Linked DNA regions of Homo sapiens: region 1 is linked to region 2. Evidence: chromatin contacts called from ENCODE Hi-C or POLR2A ChIA-PET data. All regions are on one chromosome and are shown on one strand. Each heading gives the region's core, a stretch centred on a gene start or an enhancer-like site at or near the end of the contact. The rest is flanking DNA. Distances are from core to core; before and after follow the strand shown.

Region 1 (2,700 bases), core at 184-2,683, 540 kb after region 2:
GGAACTTCCGAACAACTCAAGGCCCCGGCTTGTCAGCAGGAGCTGAGATCGAAACCCCGGATGCCCACCTGAGGCCCAGGACCCAGTCATCTAAGGGGCTGAACTCTTTCTCCGGCGGTTTGTCAGCACCTAAAGATAGTGGTGTCTCTTTTGCTTCTCTAGCACTCCCCAACACACCTCCCACCCCTACCGCCTCCCCCAACACACACACCACCCCAAACACCTGGAACACAGCTGGGTATTCAGTCAGAGCTAAAGGAGAGCAGCCAGAGGTGTGGGGAGAGAGCCTGCTGGTTCTGTCATATTTCACAAGTGAGTGAGTGCACAGCCCCATGTCTGGACCTCCTGCAAGCAGAGGACGGTGGGTGCCAGCCTGGGCCCTGTCCCCAGCACCTGGGACCTGATAGGGGCTATTGTTTGTGGGCTTGGCCCTGTGTATAAGAACCTGGTTATTTTCAGCACCCCCTTCCCCACCCCGCAAACCTAGCATTTAGTGAGTTCCTAAGTACCCCGCCCTGTACCAGATCCTTTATATGACCCGACAATTCTGTGGGGGAGATGGGATTATCATTATTTGACAATTTAGAAAACTGCACAGAGATGGAGCGTAACTTGGCCAAGACCACACAGCTAGTCAAGTAGATGTCATTTGGCTCCCTGAGATCCAAGCTGCCCCCATCACCACCATCACCACCTCCCAGTAGGGTCTCTGGGGTCAGCACTGCCACCATCACCACCATCAACACCTCCCAGTGGGATCTCTGGGGTCAGCACTGCCCCAGCCTCAGAAAAGCCAAACTTGGGTGTTGGGTTCTCCAGGAATGTTTGGACACTAGAAGTTATTTCTAAACATGAGACTCTGGGCCTGAGAAAGGTGCCAGAAAAATCCCTTAAAAACAGAAGCAGCCGAGCACAGTGACTCAAGCCTGCAATCCCAGCACTTTGGGAGGCCGAGGCAGGCTGATTGCTTGAGCCCAGGAGTTAGAGACCAGTCTGGGCAACAAGGCAAGACCTCGTCTCCACAAAAAATACAAAAATTAGCCAGGCGTGGTAGAGCATGCCTCTAGTCCCAGATACTCGGGAGGCTGAAGTGGGAGGATCACCTGAGCCTGGCAGGTCCAGGCTGCAGCGAGCCATGATCGCGCCACTGCACTTCTGCCTGGACAACAGAGTGAGAGACCCTGTCTCAAAAAAAAAAAAAAAAAAAAAGAAAAGAAAAGAAATAGAAGCACCCATCTGCTTAGGTGCAGCCTGGGGGCATGACCTTGGTTTGCCTCCTGAGGACATTTTTATATGCCTCCCCCTTGCCCAGCAGGGGCCAGGATTCCCCCTTACCTGTAGCAGGGGCAGCGGCTTCAGCTGCAGTGACCGTGTGTCTCTGTCTGGGTCCTGGCCCCAGCCTCAGCCTCTATGCTGTCTGGCAATTGCAGAAGTGAAGAAACAGAGCGTATCACTACCAAGTCACCCCTGGGAGGAAATGCTGTGGCCCTAGGGCCTCTCAAGGGGTACCACAGGAACTTCCAAGCTGGGCCGCCAGGACCTGGGCACTGCACAGAGGCTTCTCAAAGAGCGAGGGATGGGGTGGGGTGTAGACAGCGCCCGAGGCCAGGAGCTAAGGTGAGAAAGAGGAAAAGCAAGAGAGAGAAAGCAAGTGCATGTACTCAAGAGAGCGAAAAAGGGAGCATGAGAGTGAGAAAGAGGAGGGAGGAGAGATGAGGGACCAGGAAAATCAAAGGAGAAAGGGAGGAGGCAGGAGGGAGTCGGGAAAAAAAATGAGAGGGCGGAGGAATGGATGGAGGGAGCGAGGCTCAGGGAAAAAGACAGATGTAAACACCGGGAGAGATGAGAGGAACAAGGAGATTCAGGGACAAAGACAAGGTAAGATCCAAGACAAAAGACGAGATGACAAGACACAGACAGCGAGCATGTGCCTGTGCACATTTGGGTCTGTGCGTCTCTGGATGGGGGTGAGAGAGAAAATAAAAGAAGGGGAGTGGAGGAAAGAGAATGCCCGCTGGGATATAAAGTGGAGGGAGAAGAGAGGAGCTCGGAAGAGCCACTGTGGTCAGGGGCATGACAGGGCAGGGCCTCCCTGGAGACCAAGAAACATTGAGCCCAGAAACCCCATGGGAACAGATCTGTGGGGGTGGAGGTGGAAGCTCCCTGAGACCGTGTTTTGTAGAGATAGGGTCTCCCTGTTTTGCCTAGGTTGGTCTCAAACTCCTGGGCTCAAGGGATCCTTCCGCCTCAGCTTCCCAAAGTGTTGGGATTACAGGCATGAGCCACTGAGCCTGGCCCTGTGTTTGTTTTTTTGTTCATGCGGTTGATTTCTGGAGAGAACTGGCTCCATTGTCCAGTAGAATGTTCTATATTCTGGACTTGGTTGATTGCTTCCTTGTGAGGTCCTTTAATCTATTCCTCTGTCTCCTGTATTTTCTGAAAACAGGTTTGATTAGATTCAAATTTGGACATACTTTCTTCTTTTTTTTTTTCACCCAGGCTGGTGTGGGTTGGCAGCGTATGAGTTCATGGGAGCATGCAGGTGAAGAGGGGTGGACAATCGATGGTGAATGCACATGAATCTCTGAGTGTAGGTGTGAGGGTATGTGTGAAAGTGAGCTGGTGGGGGCATCCCGTGTGCATAAGTGAGAGGTGAGCCAGAGTATCTGCCTCAGTTTCCAGTCCATTTACCCACTCATT
Region 2 (2,708 bases), core at 135-2,634:
TGAAGGGGAGGCTCGCTGAGTCAGGGATAGCCCTTAACCCTTCAGGACACTCAGCAAAAACTGCTTTCTGCACCTGATTCTCGTGGGGGAAGAGTGGACACAAGGATCATTTCTCACCATAGTTCAGATGAGGAAAGTGAGGCCCAGAGAAGCCCTGTAACTTGCCCACAGTCACACAGCAATTAAGGGCCCAGTCTTGCTAAGAACCCAGGTCTCTCAAACAGCAGATCCTCCACCCCAGGATCCCTGAACACAGCGGCATCGCCTCCTACCTCGGTCGGGAAGCCCACCCCCCACCCACCAGACCGAGGATTCCAAAAGGGGGCGAAGGCGGAGAGCAAAGGGGGCTGCGCCCACCCGGAGCCCCGCGGCGGCCCAGCGCGGCCCGCCCTCTCGTTGCCTTGGAGGCAGCCCCTGCGGGCACTCGCGGTCAAAGGCAGGATTTCCGTCGGGGCGGCAGCAATTCCCGGATCCAGCGGGGAGCGCGGGCCGAGACCGCCGCGGGCGCGGAGGGGGCGCCCGGAGAGGCCTGTCCCTGCCGAGGGCGGGGACTTCCCCAGGAAGCGGGGACCCACGCCTCGCGCGCCCGGCAGGAGTCCCCTGCAGCCCGGAACCTACCGCAAGGGCGGGCCGAGAGGGTCGCGGGGCCGCGGTCGCGGCCGCTAACGTTACCCTGCGGGCTGTGGGCTTCACCCCGACTTCGGCCGGCTCGGAAGAGGGGAACTTCCTGGACCCGCAATTGCACCCCAGGTTCTCCGTCCTCCAGAAGTCGTTCTCCTCAACCCCCTTCCCGCCAGCTCCCTCTCCTGTTCCCTCCAGCACCCCCACCCATTTCCCCTCTCCTGGACCCATCAGACCCGTCGGCTTCTCCCCAAAGTCCCACTCTCACGATCCCTTCAGTTTCTCCCCCAGACCGTCCTGGGGATTCCCCTTAATCCTTCTCCCCCACCTCAGCCCCCTTCCTAAACTCTTATCAGTCCCCTCCATTTTACCCACTAGACCTTTTTGGGGGTCCCTTTGGTCGGCTTCCCCCGTGCTCCCCTCCGCCCTCTCCTCCAGGTTTATCAGCCTTGCTTTTCAGGTCGCCCGTTTTCCTCCTTAGGCCTTTTCGGGCTGGGGTCCCTTTGGCTGTCACCTTGCTCATGTGTCCCCCGACCCCCAGGTTCAGGCTTCTCTTCCCGTGTACCCCCAGTCCTCTCTCCAGAGCCTCGAGGGGGAGGGCACTGCTTGACCTGCCCAGTCCCCACCCGACGCTGTCGCTTACCTGGAGCCCAATTCTGCCCGGCCCCGGGGTGAGCCAGCCGGGGCTCCAGCAGCCGCGAGTGCCGGCGTGCGGGGAGAACTGGGGTGCTGCCCGCCTCTGACCGCCGCCCCTGCTGGGCAGGGAGGAGGAAGCCGCCTCGGACTTCTCTTATTGCAGTCACGGCCGGCGGGCGGTGATGGTGGCAGGGAGACAGTCACGCCCTAGCCCCAAGCCAGCTCCCCGCAGCGAGGAGGCGCCCCCAGATCCTAGGCCCACCCGCCCCCACCTTCCTCCTCCCTGGTTTACGGGAGGTCGGCTCTGTCACCCTCCAGACCTGAGTCCCCAGCCCGGCCTTCCCAAAAGCCCCCTCCAAAAGCGCAGTTTCAGCACCCCCGAAGCACCTGCTCTTTTAGGATCATTGAATTGGAGGTTAAGAGGGGCTTTTCTCCATCACTGAGGACCAGATCGGGACTGGCCTTACTCGAGTTCTCACAGCCAGTTGACTTCAGACTGCTGTCACCAGAGCCACTGGACATGGATCACATGGACCCTGTCAGCACGCCTTCCCTTCCTCAGGGGCTGAGCACTGGGGACACAGGGCTGTTAAGGGTGGTGAGCAGCAGAAGACCCTTCCCTTAGGAAACTGCCTTTCAGAGGAGTGGGAAGGGTGTCAGCCTCCCCCAGGCACCCAAGTTTTAGAAAAACTGAGTAACTGGCTGGGGGCAGTGGCTCAGCCTGTAATCCCAGCACTTTGGGAGGTTGGGTGGGAGGATTGCTTGAGCCCAGGAATTCCAGACCAGCCTAGGCAGCATAGGGAGACACCATCTCTACCAAAAAAAATTTTTCTTAAGTTAGCTCGGTGTGGTGGTGTGCACCTGTGGTCCCAGCTACTGCAGAGGCAGAGGTGGAAGGATCCCTCGAGTCAGGCAGGTCGAGGCTGCAGTGAGCTGTGATTGAGCTACTGCACTCTACCTTGGGTGACAGAGCAAGACCCTGCCTTAAAAAAAAAAAACACAAAAAAAGAATGTGGGTTTTGTTGCAGAAAATGACTTTTTTTAAAAAAAAGAAAGAAAAGGCCGGGTGCAGCGGCTCACGCCTGTAATCCCAGCACTTTGGGAGGCCGAGGCGGGTGGATCACGATGTTAGGAGATCAAGACCGTCCTGGCTAACACAGTGAAAGCCCATCTCTACTAAAAATCAAAAAATTAGCCGGGCGTGGTGGCGGGCGCCTGTAGTCTCAGCTACTCAGGAGGCTGAGGCAGGAGAATGGTGTGAACCCGGGAGGCGGAGCTTGCAGTGAGCCGAGATGGCGCCACTGCACTCCAGCCTGGGCGACAGAGCGAGACTCCGTCTCAAGAAAAAAAAAAAAAAAAAAAAAAAGGAAGAAAAACTGAGTATCTTAGAACATGTGGAAAAAGATTTTTAAAAACAAAAAGAGAAACGGTAGCATCCTCTATCAGTTCCA

Evidence for each region. Hi-C counts contacts between places; a loop is a spot of excess contacts on that map. ChIA-PET counts read pairs that join two places held with the same protein, here RNA polymerase II (POLR2A). Pooled maps may share reads with other maps.
Region 1: a loop to region 2 is called in a map with no recorded cell type, with 4 times the contacts of the local background. The contact joins the promoter of PTAFR here to the promoter of FGR in region 2. A Hi-C loop is called at or near these places in 8 of 37 single-sample maps with no recorded cell type and 5 of 50 pooled maps. POLR2A ChIA-PET finds 5 or more read pairs at or near these places in 1 of 52 experiments (naive thymus-derived CD8-positive, alpha-beta T cell).

Annotation. Positions count from the first base shown.
Region 1 is chr1:28,175,257-28,177,956 of GRCh38, forward strand. It overlaps PTAFR (platelet activating factor receptor), which reads right to left and starts at 1,434. Exons shown (of 2, transcript NM_000952.5): 1 at 1,336-1,434.
Region 2 is chr1:27,633,801-27,636,508 of GRCh38, forward strand. FGR (FGR proto-oncogene, Src family tyrosine kinase) reads right to left here and starts at 1,385. Exons shown (of 13, transcript NM_005248.3): 1 at 1,265-1,385. RefSeq lists a silencer at 461-510.